Linked DNA regions of Homo sapiens: region 2 is linked to region 1. A link is a loop called in an ENCODE intact Hi-C map of the cell type or tissue named here. Cell type or tissue: ovary. All regions are shown on one strand.

Evidence for each region. Peaks named below come from ENCODE experiments on the same cell type or tissue, not always from the same donor. Only the 100,000 strongest peaks of a DNase experiment are listed, where the experiment ranks them.
Region 2: a loop joins it to region 1, with 3 times the contacts of the local background. A loop is called at or near these places in 13 of 110 quality-filtered maps.

Annotation. Positions count from the first base shown.
Region 1 is chr9:77,146,898-77,154,897 of GRCh38, forward strand. No RefSeq gene overlaps it. Among named protein-coding and RNA genes, the nearest start is that of VPS13A, 27 kb to the right of the region's middle. In ovary, a CTCF peak has its summit at 4,087 (motif pointing left); no DNase peak of the experiment used is centred here.
Region 2 is chr9:76,756,715-76,764,714 of GRCh38, forward strand. All of the region lies in intron 6 of PRUNE2 (prune homolog 2 with BCH domain), which reads right to left. It overlaps PCA3 (prostate cancer associated 3), which reads left to right and starts at 7,724. Exons shown (of 4, transcript NR_132312.2): 1 at 7,724-7,841. In ovary, no CTCF peak of the experiment used is centred here; a DNase peak (open chromatin) is centred at 4,103.

The DNA of each region.
Region 1 (8,000 bases):
AAAAAGCTTCCCAGGTGATTCTGATACTCAATCAGGTTTGGGAATCACTGTCTAAGGGAATGTGATTTATGTGGATCAAAAGAAGAAAGAGAGAGATTGCACCATATGGTATGTTAACTCTTTAATTTCATTTTAAAGGTAGTGTCAGAGAAAGAGTTTCTATATCATCAGTATACGTAATATTACTGAAAACATGCCTACAACTTTGTTCATGTGAAATATGGCAATAATTTATATTTACCTTGGAATGGAGGGAGGAAGGGTGTTTGTAAGGTTGTATAACTGAGTAATTAAAACATTCTGGCATTGGTGCAGAGATAGATATCTAGACTGACAGATCATAGTAAAGAGCACAGAAACAGATCCAAGCATAGGTGAAACTTTGGTTTATCCTAGGGTTGGCCATAGATCAATGGGCAGGATGGCATTGTGCAATGGGCTACCTATATTGAGGGGGAAATAAGATGAACAGTTAGCAGAGTGCCTGATACTTATTGGGCATTCAGATTTTTGGTTTAAGAGAGCAACTGCTTAAAAAAAACAGTCCCTTGAGTTCTACTTTTCTAACTTTCTACGGTCAGGTGCCTTCATTAACTGGGCCTTCTCTTCCTCTTCCTCCTCCTTCACCTTTCGTTAAATGTTTGTGTTTGCCTTGATTCTTTCTTTTCTTTTTCTTTTTTTTTGAGATGGAGTCTCACTCTGTCACCAGGCTGGAGTGCAGTGGTGTGATCTTGGCTCACTGCAACCTCTGCCTCCCGGGTTCAAGCAATTCTCCTGCCTCAGCCTCCCAAGTAGCTGGGACTACAGACACTTGCCACCATGCCCAGCTAATTTTGTATTTTTAATAGACACGAGTTTCCACCATGTTGGCCAGGATGGTCTCGATCTCCTGACCTCGTGATCCACCCACCTCGGTCTCCCAAAGTGCTGGGATTACAGTCGTGAGCCACCGCGCCCGGCCTGCCTTGATTCTTTTCTTGGTTGTCTTCCATTTTCTTCACACTCTACCTGCTCTCCTGGGTGATCTTATCCATTCTCATGACTGACCACCAAAGACAAAAAGAAACCCTAAGTCTTTTCTTTCTAGTGGAGGATTTTGTCCCAAATTCTGAATTCATATTTCCAAAGCTGAAGGTATCTGAAAGGCATCTTACATTTATTATCTTCTCTCAATGCTTTTTCTACTGTAATTACAATGCAAGTTAATGAAATCACTATCCAACCAGTTTTCCAAGGTAGAAACATGTAAGACCAACTTAACTTGGTCTTCTCCTTGTCAACCGACCACCAAGTCCTATAATTTATACCTCAAAAATATCTCTTAACAACTCTCCATCCCTGTTACCCCTGCCTTAGCTCAAGTTCTCACCATTCTTCCCTCTACAATTGCAGGTCTCCAATCTGGTCTCCCTCCTTTCCATCTCTGGAAGGATGGAAAATACATTTCACAATCTTCCAATGTAGAATGATGTGCTTAAAATCAAATTAGTAAAAAAAGAAAAAAATCAAGTCATGTCTGCCACTCCCCTTCTTAAAGGGCTGGTGGATTATGAAAGCCTACACAATAAAGTCCAGATTTCTTATTTGGCAAATGATGATAATAATAGCAATAGCATACAAATGCCTATTTCACATATGAGCAAACTGAGGACCAAAAAGGTTAAATATCTTTCCAAAGGTGAAGCTGGGATTTGAACCTAGACTAAATCCAAATGAAGACCATACTCAATTCAAATGTCACTTCCCTGACCTAATGTAGGTGTTTACAGATTTTTCCCTCCAGATAAGCTGTGAACTCCCCAAGGACAGGAATGGCATCTTATTCATCTTTGTGTCTCAAGTGTCTAGAGTGTGTGACACAGAAAGGGTGCTTAGTATATGCTTGTTTTCATAAAGTGGATGAAGGAACAGAGAAAGGAAAGGAGTCAACGAAATGAGTGAGGTGGTTTTAAGAACATGATGCTTTTAAAAAATACTTGAAGAATTGTTGTGTAGAAAGGCTTTATTTTCCTTAGAGTAGGGACGCTTCACCTGAACTCCATGAATGAGTTTAGGGAATGCATCTTTCTAGGATGAGAGTACATACTTTCACAAGTCTCACAAAGCTATCCGTGATCCAAAATAAAAATGTGTAGAAACCTTGGCTGGTTGTGGTGACTCATGCCTGGAATCCCAGCACTTTGGGAAGTCAAGGTGAGAGGACTGCTTAGGCCCAGGAGTTTGAGACCAGCCTGGGTGATACAGGGAGACACTGTCTTTCCAAAAACAAACAAACAAACAACAAAAAACCCACACACAAAAACACACAAATAACAAAAAACTTAAAAATTAGCTGGGCATGGTGGTGTACACCTGTACCCCCAGCTACTCGAGAGGCTGAGGTGAGAAGATCACCTGAGCCCATGAGATTGAGGTAGCAGTGAGCCATGATTACATCATTGCACTCCAGCCTGGGCAGCAGAGCAATACCCTGTCTCAAAAAAATACAATAATAAAATAAAATAAAATCTTTACAACAAAATATTGAAAGCTCTGAATTGGTGGATGCATTCAAGCAGAGGCCAGAAAAACATACTCAGAGATACAAAGGAAGGAATTTCCACAGAATTTAGAAGGGCTGAAGACTAGGCTAAAATAATATCCACATTCCATCAATCTCTGTCAGTCTGTAATTCTAAGATGCAATCCATAACAAATTTGTCTTTTCTCCTTCTTCTTCTTCTTTTTTTTTTTGAAATGGAGTTTTGCTCTGTCACCAAGCTGGAGTGCGGTGGCGCGATCTTGGCTCACTCCAACCTCTGCCTCCCGGGTTCAAGCAATTCTGCTGCCTCAGCCTCCTGAGTAGCTGGGACTACAGGTGCCCGCCACCACACCTAGCTAATTTTTGTATTTTTAGTAGAGACAGGGTTTCACCACGTTAGCCAGGGTGGTCTCAATCTCTTGACCTCGTGATCCGCCCACCTTAGCCTCCCAAAGTGCTGGGATTACAGGCGTGAGCCACTGCACCTGGCCTTTTTTTTTTTTTTTTAATCTTTACAAAGAGTTTGATCCTTTCAGAAGTATCAGGGCATCGCATCTTTCTCAGTCTGTTTCCTTTACCTTTCCAGGTACTAACCACTAACAATCATCTGTAGGTTTCTTTGCATTTCTTAGCAAACAACTCACATGTAAATTCTGTTGACATCTACAGGCACTGGCAATTCCTGCTTCTCACATCAGCTCTCCTCCTTACCTGTTGTGTAGCCTGACTGTTCATTTATCACTTTTCTTGCTTCCTAGGTTATCTAGATTTTAGTTTACATTGAACAAAACTTTGAAGCATGAAGTACAGAAATAATTGTTCTGTAGACTTAATTGCCTCTAATAAATTGACCCTTTATTGGGTCCATTTTCCTTTTCCCCTCAAAGACATTTAGTTATTCCATAATTGCTGTTGACATAACAAAAACTTTCAAAAATATTTATATTGCTACTCTCCAAAAGATAGTAATAAAACAAGAGTTCACTTTCATGATATGTAGAAGTTCTTCCTAGTAACTTTTCCCCATATATATTTCATTATTTGCATCTCCAAGTGATTAAAAGGATGCAGTACATTTTAAAGGATAGATTTGGACAAATGTGGACGTTATTCAGAAAATAATAATATAATTGTTTATCATTTTGTGCACATCCTCAAGTTATTGTACCTTTACTTAGAAATATAACAAATATTTGTAGTTTTTTTATTAAGAACAGCCATTGGAATCAAGATTAAATAAATAATTTTTGTTTGGTAATATATATTAAATTTTATGTTTTGTTACTAAGGAACAGTTTAAGACTTTTGCCCCATTTCACATATTCAGACTTTCATGATCACCCTTTCAAAATGATAAGTCAGGTCTAAAATGGATTAACCTTCCTGTTTCTCAGTGTGAGAAGTAATGAGTGAGGCAAATGTAAATTACTTTTATTGTTTTTATTGGCACAAGTCAAAGAAAATGCATCAAAAAGAACATCAACTCTGAAGGAGTAAGTTGGTTTCCTATTTCAGCCAATACTTGCTGCCATCTGCTGGCCTAAACGGAAAGCTGCAAGGAATGGACAGCTGTGTAGAGGGAGTTGGATCAGGTTTGTGCCAGAGCATTTACATAGGGCAGGGAGGAGTTAATTACCCAGAATTGTCCTTTTAGAAATACTGTCCACCCCAGCTTCAGAGCCAGCACTTTCTGACTGGCAAAGAGAAGAAGAGGGTAGATGGTTGATGGCTATCTGTCCCCAGAGTAATAAGTATTTGCCGTGGTCTAAGAGTCTGGTGATGGGCACCTTTATTTCAAGCTCCACCTTCCTTACGCTGGTTTGCAAAGCAATAGAGTGCATTTCTTATTGTGTGGCATAACATTTCCTAAAATGTTGTCTCAAGGAAAACTCTCTCTCCTTGGTCAGTGGTTGAAGGTTAGGTACAAATTGCAACATTCAGACACAGAATTTTGAAATATGTGGGTGTTGATTCTAAAATAAGGAAAGGCCGGGCGCGGTGGCTCACACCTGTAATCTCAGCACTTTCGGAGGCCAAGGCAGGTGGATCGCTTGAGACCAGGAGTTCAAGACCAGCCTGGCCAACATGGAGAAACCCTGTCTCTACTAAAAATACAAAAATTAGCTTGGCGTGGTGATGCATGCCTGTTATCCGAGCTACCTGGGAGGCTGAGGCAGGAGAATTGCTTGAACCCAGGAGGTGGAGGTTGCAATGAGCCGAGATTGCACCACTGCACTCCAGCCTGGGCGACAGACAGAGATTCTGTCTCAAAATAAAAATAAAGGAAATAAAATAATACAAGAGTTGGCACAAAAATCTGAATTATGCCTCAGATATGCTTCTTACAGTTTGACCAAAGATTTGAAGGGTTCATGCTGATACATGGAAGAGGAGCATTCTCAGCAGATGGAACAGATAGTACAAAAGCCCTGTAGTGGAAGGACTGGCGCATGTTCAAAGGATAGCTGTAGGATAGTGTGGCTGAAGCAGAGTGAGCCAATGTAGAGCAGGTCATTGCTTCTCTTGGAAAATGGGAACATCAGAACACAGTGGGCTCCATTCCCACATTGCTGGGGCAGAATATGGCTGAGCCTATTAGGTGAGACATGAGCTTCCCTGCTCAGCGCCGTTCCCATCACTTCCTGTTATCTCCCCACACAAAGCCAGAGGGTCAGTTGTCATTAACCATCTTTGCCATATATATATGTGTGTGTGTGTGTGCGTGTATATATGTATATGTATATATATGCATATATATACATATATATGCATATATATGTAGAGAAAACTCTATATACACATATATACACACACATATTTGTGTATATATATACACACACACACACACACACACATATATGTAGAGACTTTTCTTTTAACCTATGTGAGACAGAGCCTGCTCTGGCACACCCCTCTTTTCTTTTTAGTGACTGACATATCTTTTATCAGGGGATGGCATGGACCCAGTTAAAACTTATATTTTCCTTTATCCCTTGTAGATAGTAATGACCAACGACATATATGTGGAAGTTTATGGGCAGGACATCAGGAAAGATTCTTTTAAAATGGCTGACTCAGCTGCAAGCATTCTTTTATTCCCCCTTCCTTCCATTACTTCCTAAATAAAGAGCAGACATGATAGCAGGGGCTTTAGTAGCTATTTTGGATCCTACACTGACCTAAGGATGGAGGTCAAGGGCTCAACATGGTGAAGAAGATAGAACAAACCCAAATCTCTGATAACCATGGAGCTAATATACCAGCTCTGGACTGTCTCCAATAGAACTCCTTCTTCTTTTCTTCCTCCTCCTCCTCCTCCTTCTCCTCCTTCTTTCTTCTTCTTTGAGAGGGAAAAAAATCAATCCTTATCTTATTTAAGCCATATATTTGGGTTTTCTGTTAAAAACAGCTAAATTCAATCTTGCCTGATAAATCACAACTTTAACAAGACTGGGACAAAGAGAGGCAGACTGGGAAGCCTGTGTCTTCTTATAAAAATGTATGACTTTGTATAAGCATGAAGTCTATTTCTCTTTTTTTTTTTTTTTTTTTTTTTGATGAAGTCTCACTTATCGCCCAGGCTGGAGTGCAATGGCTTGATATCAGCTCACTGCAACCTCTGCCTCCTGGGTTCAAGCAATTCTCCTGCCTCAGCCTCCTGAGTAGCTGGGATTACATGCAGGTGCCACCACACCCGGCTAATTTTTGTGTTTTTAGTAGAGACGAGGTTTCACCATGTTGGCCAGGATAGTCTCGATCTCTTGACCTCGTGATCTGCCGCCCTCAGCCTCCCAAAGTGCTGAGATTACAGGCGTGAGCCACTGGGCCCAGCCCTAAAACATAGTTTCTGGATCAATTTGCTTATTAGTCTCCCTGTCTCCAGCCTCGTCTCCATACAACCTGTTATCGTTCCTTTCTTCTGGGTGATTTTTCTAAAATTTAAGTCTAATTACTTAGGGACCCCAGGCCTGATAAAACACCATGTCTAGAATTTTCTTCCTCGCTCTCTTTGCCTGGGTAACAGCTAATGTATTGTCTGGGATTGGTTTATGTCACCTCCTCCAGGAAGTCCTTCCTGACACAACAAGTGTGAGTTGGTTCATCTTCCCTTTTACTCCCTTTGCTCTCTCTATTCCTCCACATGTCATGCAACATTAGGGATGATCATTGCTTGATTAGATGACATTTCTCAGTAAATTGTAGGCTTCACGAGAGCTATGCTGTTCACCATTTATTCTCAGAGCCCGGCACATCGTAGGTGCTCTATAAGTATTTTTTGAATGAACGGATGATAGATGGGTGGATGAATTCAAGAGCCTAATTAGCTCTTCATATGGAAGTAGCCGGGCTTACGTGGAGATAATCAGGTTATGAAAGAATCTAGATAACCACAGAAACAGAGGAGGAGGAAGATCAAGGATAAGGTACCTCTAATTAGGAAACCTTTTCACTTCTGAAGATTCTTTTAGGAAAACTGGTAAGTAGAAAGAGAGATTGAAGATTGAGGAGGCCAGGAGCAGTGGCTCACACCAGTAATCCCAACACTTTGGGAGGCCAAGGCAAGTTGATCACCTGAGGTCAGGAGTTCGAGACCAGCCTGGCCAACATGGCAAAATCATGTCTCTACTAAAAATACAAAAATTAGCTGGGCGTGATGGCGGTCACGTGTAATCCCAGCTACTCAGGAGGCTGAGGCAGGAAAATAATTTGAACCCTGGAGGCGGAGGTTGCAGTGAGCCGAGATAGCACCACTGCACTCCAGCCTGGGTGACAGAGTGAGGCTCCATCTCAAAAAAAAAAAAAAAAAAGAAAAGAAAAAGAAAAAGAAGATGGAGGAAACAGAGTATTCCTATTCCAATAATTAAATACCATTCTTCACTTCACTGACTGTTCTAAACACTCAAACATTAAATAAGAACCAACTAACAGTAGAAATAAGATAGGAAAATCCAACAATGCAAGCAACATACCAGATTCAGCAGTGTGGATGGGGTCGGATGCAGAACAAAGAACAGGAGACATACAATGTAGTTCTATTTGCATTAGCCTAATGTTCTTCTTTGCAGGTTAAAGTCTCATTCATTCATTTATACCATAATGAACTGTCTACAATGTACCAAGGACTTGCTTTGAGGAAAAGTGAAAAGGTTTTTTTAAATTACAGTTTCAAATACAAGGGAGGCAATATGTTACATTTCCCTAAGATTCATCATAGAGCCTATTAATTCAGTTTTTGAATGAATCTACTGAATTTTTATATGTTGAAAAGCACAAAATTTCTGGTATTTACTAGTGCAAATAAAAAATAAGCCATTAAGCTCAGGCAGGTGGATCAGTTGAGGCCAGGAGTTCAAGACCAGCCTGGCTAACATGGTGAAACCCCATCTCTACTAAAAATACAAAAATTAGCTGGGCATGGTGCACATGCCAGCTACTCGGGAGGCTGAGGCATGAGAATTGCCTGAACCTGGGAGGCAGA
Region 2 (8,000 bases), 390 kb before region 1:
CCTGCTTCAAGTCTGCAAACCTTTGTCATGGAAGCAAAATGGATGTTTCACGCCAAGTGTGAGAAAGCCTCCATCACCAGGGACAGGGGGGTGCCTTGATGCTTGATGCTGTTCCCCACCCACCCTGCCCGTGCCCTGCCCCCCCGTGATACTTAAACTGCAGTATTTGCAGCATTTTTGGGGGGCTGGAATAGCCAATGCAAGCAAAGTGTTTAATCAGTATTAATCTCCCAGAATGTCACTGTTACCAGCTATCAATCTGCATAAATTCTACTGCAAAACTTTAGGAAGAAATGCTATTCAGAGCAAATGATGCATCAAATTCAAACAGGCCATCAAGACTGCTAATGGATTTTAATAGCAGCTATTACAGCATAATAGTATTTTCCCAACAGCTGTTTGTTGATACAATTCTGCATTTACAGGACCTTTATATCCAATCCCAGGAGATGGCTCACCATTCATTTATAATCATTTGGTTCCACCTACAAACAAATGCTACTTTATTTGCATTTGGAGATTGTGAATGGTCTGCAGATCTGACCTACTCCCACCTCATTCAATGAAACCAGCAGCGAATATTACAAGCTAGATTAATTAGTTAATATTTAGATGTACTAACTACTGCCAGAAAAATACTGTCAACTGGCAAACTCAAAGAGAAGCTTTTTTTGATTGCTTGGCTGCATTCTGAGTCATGTTAGTTTTGAAAACTGCTTTTTACTCGTATGTAAATGAGTAAAGGGCCTAAACTAGGATTCAGACTGAAATTTCAGAAACTAAAGCATCTATAAACCATTCTAAGTTTTTCTGCTTGAGATGACTAATATTAGAGAATGCCAATAAATCACTGCCAGAGTGAAGGGCTCAACTGGTAATAATTGCGATAATAACTGAAGTGAGGAAGAATTTATTAATGAAGCTCAAAGCTTTGTTTCTTGTGGAATGGTCAAGAGATTACAACAGGCCAGGCATGGTGGCTCATACCTGTAACTCCAGCATTTTGGGAAGCAGAGGCAGGGAATCACTCGAGACCAGCCTGGGTAACATGGAGAAATCCCATCTCTACAAAAATTAGCTGTACATGGTGGCATGCATCTATAGTTCCAGTGACTCAGGAAGCTGAGGCAGGAGGATCCCTGGGCCCCACCCAAAAAAAGAGAGATTAGAATAGATCCCGAAAGTCTTAGTGCAGTTTTAAGCTTTAATGACTTCAGAAACATGCATACTAAAAACTTACATAAAACATCATTTGAAAGTTTGTTTTCATTCCTTTTATACTGATTTAGTTCTGTGAATTAAAAAATTTTTTAAATAATAATTTTTTCTTCTGGTTAACCTTTGCTATCTTCAATCAGGAGACTATAACAAAATAGAAAGTTCAAAATACATTATTCAAAACTTATAAAACTAATAGAGTAAAAGAGATGAAAATAACTAAACTTCCAAAAGCAGCGTTTTGTAAGCTTATAGTATTTCTATATCTGACAGTATTAACGCATAAAACTGCACTGAGGCTTTTGGGACCAACTGTGTAGAACTTAAATAAATGCAAACTTGGTGAAACTAAGAAGTAATGCTGAAGTCACCCTCCTGTCCAGCCATGGGTGGTATGGTTCTTAAAGGAATCTGCATGCATAACTCCTAGTATTTTCAGTCCAGGAGGTGCTGAGGGGTTTCCTTGCTTAGTGCTGCAGAGAGTTGCAGAAGAATCAAGTGGGAATAACAATGATAGGAAATAATTGCTCTGTTGAATCAGGGTGTCTGGTTGTTATATCTTTAAAAAAATTTTTTTTTTTTTTTTTTAGACAGAGTCTCACTGTCAGTTAGGATGGAGTGCAGCACCGTGATACTAGCTCACTGCAGTCTCAAGCCTCAAGGGCTGCTCCCGCCTCAGCCTCCTGAGTAGCTGGGACTACAGGCAAGCATCACAATGCCCAGATGAATCACGGTGTTTGGAAAGGATGCAGGCATTTTCTACCCCACAGAACTTTACAATCCATACAAGCATTTCTCTCTACATTATCACATTTAACCCTCAACACAATCTGGATAGGTGGATAAGAAGGCTGAAACCACAGGAAATTTTTGTGATGGGTCCAGGAAAAAAAAAATTACGGGTAGCAAATGGCTGTGAATTTAAAGTCAAAGCTTCTGATCCTTTTCTATTCCATGATCACCCTTGACCAGGGGAACTGGTCCAGGCAACGTAGTCTAGGAGGGGCTCAGGGGGTTCAGACAGGAGCAGATCAGAAGGTGGCAAATAGGGACAAGAACCTAAGGTCTGCTCTGCTCCAGTGCAAAGCAGGTGTTTGCTGGAGAAGCAGACTTCATACTGGAAGAAACAAGCCCCTTTTAGCTGGTGGCCACTGAGCTGACTGAGTTACAGTCCCCTCGAGGTAGAGTGTTCAGCCACAGAAGCCTTGCCTGCTCACCTCCCCGTCTGGGTCTCCCTCCCTGGAGACCACCATTTGAGGTGTAATGGAAATAGTGCATTTGATGCCTGCCTCTGTCACAGAGTTTTTGTGTGACTGTGAACTCATACTTACCTCTGATACAAACAGGAAGCAGGGAGATACTGGGTAGAAGAGGGCAGTTCCCTTACCCCACCCTCAATCCTGGAAACCCGTATCCCTAAATGGGAATAAGCATTCCTGTTTTCACACCCAAATGTTGCCTTTTGGCCCACCACGCCCTGCTATCCTGTGCCCACACAGACCCCAAACCCCAGGCTCCATGAGCAGATGAGCAGAAGAGCAGAGGGACAGCAGAAGAGCAGCGTGGCAGAGAAGGAGAGAAGAAAAGGAGTGTCTGAACATCGAGAGGACTTTGGCTGGGGTCATTTGGAGAGGAGAGTGGCTGAACTCCAGGGGAAGATCATCTTCCCACTCCATTCCCTTTCCAGCTCCCCATCCATCCTGCTGAAAGCCATCTTCGTCTGGCAATAAAATCCCCCACATTTACCATCTTTCAATTTATCCATGTGGCCTGATTCTTCCTGGATGCTGGACAAGAACCCAGGTACCAAGAGGGCACTGAGCTGGTTAACACTTAAGCCATCTGTGGACTGCAGAGTTAAAAGAGCACTGTAGCATGCCCACTGGGGCTTTGGGAGTCACAGGCACCCAGCCCTAGATGCTACCACGGGGCCGGAGCCCAGAAGCACTCGCCCTGGCTCCTGCACCTGCCCATCTGCGTGCTCCTCCTCCCATAAGGGGTTTGAGCACACAGCTGCCAAACAGATGAGCCACACCCCTGTCACACGTCCTGCGAGGGCAGTCAGGGAATTCTCCAGTTTCACTTCCTTTGTACACTAACATAATAATAGTTATCCCCTACAATTTAAATAAATTAGTTTAAAAAGCTGGTGCACTTGGCAAAGAGCTTGTCCATTGGCTCTAATCTGGCTCCTTGGTGTAGAAACAGGGCTGCCTTCCTCTTCCCTGGGTACCTGGCAGTTGGGGTCTGTTGATGGTACTGCAACCTGAGCACCCGGCACACAGCAGGCACTCCGTATATGTTTCTGAATGAATGGATGGATATCAAAACCATACTCACATTTTCTCCATCACACACCAGCTACTTCCCTGGTACCCTTTTGTCCATTACTGATGCTATAGGATATTATTTCTATCATTTTCTTTTCCTCATCACCTAGGGCAGATATTTTGGAGTCACCCTTGATATCACTGCTCCCCCATATCAGTACCAAAGATTCTTCTCTTTTTCTCTAATCTACTTTTTCCCTTCTTACTTTAATAATTCCAGGTCACATGCTTATGACTTGTATCCAAAACCATTAGAATAACCTCACTGCTCTTCCTGACATCTGTTTACCCTGCATTAGTCCACACTACATGCTGCATCCAGATTAATCATCCTAACTATGACCATGATTTTAGCCAAAAGCCCCCCAAAAGGAACAGGTATCACAGTATTCCACATCACAGCCACGTCCTACCTCTCCACCCTCATCTTCTATGTGTCCTTCTAGACTCACTCTACTTCAACCAAGCCGAAAACCCTGGCTCTCTACATGCATCTTAGATTTACTGCATTCATGCCTAGCAAGAAACCTGTACATGTCCAGACTCGGGCCGGGCGCGGTGACCTGTAATCCCAGCACTTTGGGAGGTGGAGGTGGGTGGATCACTTGAGGCCAGAAGTTCGAGACCAGCCTGGCCAACACTGCGAAACTCCATCTCTATTAAAAATACAAAAATTAGCCGGGTGCGGTGGCCCATGCCTGTAGTCCCAGCTACTTGGGAGGCTGAGGCACGAGAATTGCTTGAACCCAGGAGGCAGAGGTTGCGGTGAGCCGAGATCACACCACTGCACTCCGGCCTGGGTGACAGACTGAGACTCTGTCTCAAAAAAAAAAAAAAAAAAATACTCAACAGAGGTTTGCTGAATTTAATCCAACCAAATTTAATAGAATTGCCTGAATCTTTATGCTGAAAAATGAATCTGAATTAGAAGCCTCATTTGGGGAGTTTAAATCTACCTCATGCCTTTCTTCCTCCTCCACCATTGGTCCTGTCTTCTGTGAGATTGCTGCCCCATCTTTTTTTTTCTTGAGTCATAATACACAAACTGGTCAGAAGTGGAACACACCATCAAGGAAGGGGTGATGCATCTGTGAGGAACAGTCACCTATATTTGTGTAAGTCAGACAATTCTCATTTGATAAAATGGTGTCGACAAAAATTAATCATCTATATACCTCAAGTCTATGTTTAGGGGCCTTTAATCCCCAAATAACAAAAGACTTAGTCAATTTAATTTGTAAGAATTCTACTTTTGTAGACCTGAACTGGATACAATTTTATCTCTGGACATCAAAGCCCGGGGTCAAATGATTGCTTTTCTCTTTTGCTGGGAGTTTTTGTTGTCATGTTTTATACTTTAGACATTTTACTTTTGGTCACTAGGTGGCTCTGAATTTCCATTAGAAAGTGAAAGTCTTTAGAAAACACTGGAAAACATACATAATTTTCACCAAATAATTTTAAAATACTTCATTCAACAATGATTGACTTGAGAATATTAATCAAAGTTTATCAAAAGACCCATAAACTCCAAATAGCACTCTGTCAATCTATCTTATGTAGATTTTGAGATAGATTATTTATAGCTTTACATGAATTATAGCTTTTGCATTGGTTATAGGTACAATTTTTAAATGATTCATAAACTCTGTTCCAAATAATGCCACTCTGGAGCTATATCATATTATGTATCATGTATGGTCAAACAACTGGGTCCGTCATATTTAAAAGACAACTTCAAAATACTGTCATATAACTTTAATGGCTTTAAAGTCTTTCCTAAGTGTACTTTAGCAGCCTCCAATGCATCTGGTGCCAACTCTGAAATCATTTTTAAGGTTAGCAATTTTAAACAAAAAGAATGGTTAGAACAAGGACCTTTAGCCAGTTTGGAAGTCACCAACAGTTTCCTTCTGTTGTTGGAAAAAGTGATTTCTTTGCCCTGAGTTCTACAACAACCATTAAATGTGCTGCATTTGACTCCTGTAAAGATTTAACTTTTTTCCAAATCTTTAATGACAATACTCTCTGTTATTTCATCAAAAAGTGTGTTAACATAGGAAGCAGTGATCCAAAGTCATTTCCGGATAACCTATTAATAAGGGAGGCAGGAATGGCGGTTGCAGAAATGTGCGCAGAGAGAGCAACTACCATGGGAATAATCCAGATGGCGGTCTGCTTGGCTCGAACTTTCTGGAAGAGGCCCATCTTTAAAATGCTTAATACCACTTTTTACTATAGATTCCACACATGTTCATTTCTTAACAAACTCTGAGAGAGGTGGTGAGATACTCTTGCAGTAATTTTACCCCCAGCCCCCTGGACCATCCTTTTCAAACTCTCCAAACTCTCCACGTTTCTTTTTACATGTTCAAAATGCAGGCAGTGTAGAATGACTGTCTGTGGCTCCTCCAGTCCTAGCTCTTGTATGGAGGCGGAGGTCCCTACATACACGACCACATGAGATTGAGCTCCAGAGTCAGGCCCTTCGCCATGAGCATGGCTGTGGACACGTAAGGAGCCTCAGTGGCTCCACAACTTGGCAATCTTAATCCAAACAAACCAGGTAAAACGTTTTTAGTTGGACTCAAGATAAATCCCAGGCAGAGCAATCCTCAAAAGAAACCAGCAAACTGGATATTTGGTTTCTGATTTACAATTTTTTTAAAACAGACAAAATAGCTTCCTTCACTCCCCACTGTGTCTTTGGCTCCAACCTCATTGAATGGTTGCCATTTCTGAGACACATCCTCTACCGCAAACCTGCACTCCTCCCACCTCGTGCACCATCTCCCCTTCTAGCTCCATCTGGCAATGTGTACTTTTCCTCAAGTCCTGTGTCAAACGATGTGAAGACTGAGGTCTTCTTCTGGTCGGGGCAGCATTATAGCATCATGACAAAAAGCCCAGGTGCTGCCTGCACTGGAAGTCAAGTCAATTACTGGTCATGAGATCTTGAGCAAGTTACTTAATTTCAGTTGCCACATCCATAAAATGGGATCATAGCAGGACTACTGGTGTCACAGAGTTACGTGAGGTTTAAATAAGTTACCTTAAAGGACTTAGTACAGTACCTGGTATACTATGTGGCTTAAGTATTAATAGGCTTTGCAGTAAGTGTAGTCATCTAAGTGAGCCATAACAAGCATAGGCGTGCTTCTGGGAGTGCTCACCCCAAGTCTGAATTAGACGCAACTACTCTCTACTCTCCTGGAGAAAACATACTCGTAATACCACTTCAAACACAAGCTGGTGGTGTACTTGCCCAGTTCTACCAATGAACTGGGATGACACAAAAGTAATGAACAGATGAAGTTTCATATCCCCCGTCCCCAAGAGAGGATCTGGTGTCGTCTATTTAGCTTCCTTGCCTCTCCTGTGCTCTCTGAGGACTGAGAGATTAAAAGCCACGTTGGTGGATACTGCAGAAGAGCAGGTGGGGAGGAGAATGGTATGGCAGTGACAGGAAGTGCTGGGAGGCCCAATATGGAGAAGGAGAGGGGTAGTGGGGAAGAGGGAGTGGGATAAAGGGCATGGGGAAGCATGGGGAAGAGGGAGCTTTCTTCTGTGTTTAGACAGTGAGAGGTGCCCATGAGTCAATAAATAAAAGAGGAAAGGAAATTTAATGAGTTGCCATGGACTAAGCACTTCGATTGAGTTACACTGTTTGAAAGATATTAGTAAAGATGGGAACTCACATTTGGACAAGACTTCACTAGAGGAGCACCTTAGGAATTGACCTGTGGATCTCAACTTCGTTAGGGTTAAAAGATTATTTGTTGGGCAAGGGTAGGACCAATAACCTCATTCACAATGCATTCATTGATTCGTTGATTCACAGAGCAAATACTTCTGAACAACTCCTGTGTTTCTGGCACTGTTCTAGGCACCAGTGATATAGGAGCCAACAAGACAGACATGTCACTGCTCTCATGGAGCTGCATTTCAGTGCATGGAGGCAGAAAACAAACAAACAAATAAATAAATAAATAAATAAATAAGATAATTTTTAATAGCAACGTGTCAACATAGTGTGACGGGAAGGAGCATGATGAGACAGAAGGAAGGTTTAAACTGGGAAATCTGAGAAATGGTATGGTTGTATGTGGGTTGGCATTCTTGCATGATGGGAGTGGCCACCTGCTTTCATATTCTGAAGTCAGAGTGTTCCAGACAGAAGAAATAGCAAGTGCCGAGAAGCTGGCATCAGAAAAACAGAGGGGAGATTTGTGTGGCTGCAGCCGAGGGAGACCAGGAAGATCTGCATGGTGGGAAGGACCTGATGATACAGAGGTCTGTAGGCCATGGGAATGGGTTTGGAATTTTATTCAAAGAGCTATGGGAAGTGACTAGAAGGTTTAAAGTTGGGGAAGAGGTTTTGTGTTTCTGTTATATTTGTGTTTTATACAAATTACTCTGGTTGCTGTGTTGATAGGACAGCAGAAGGGTAGG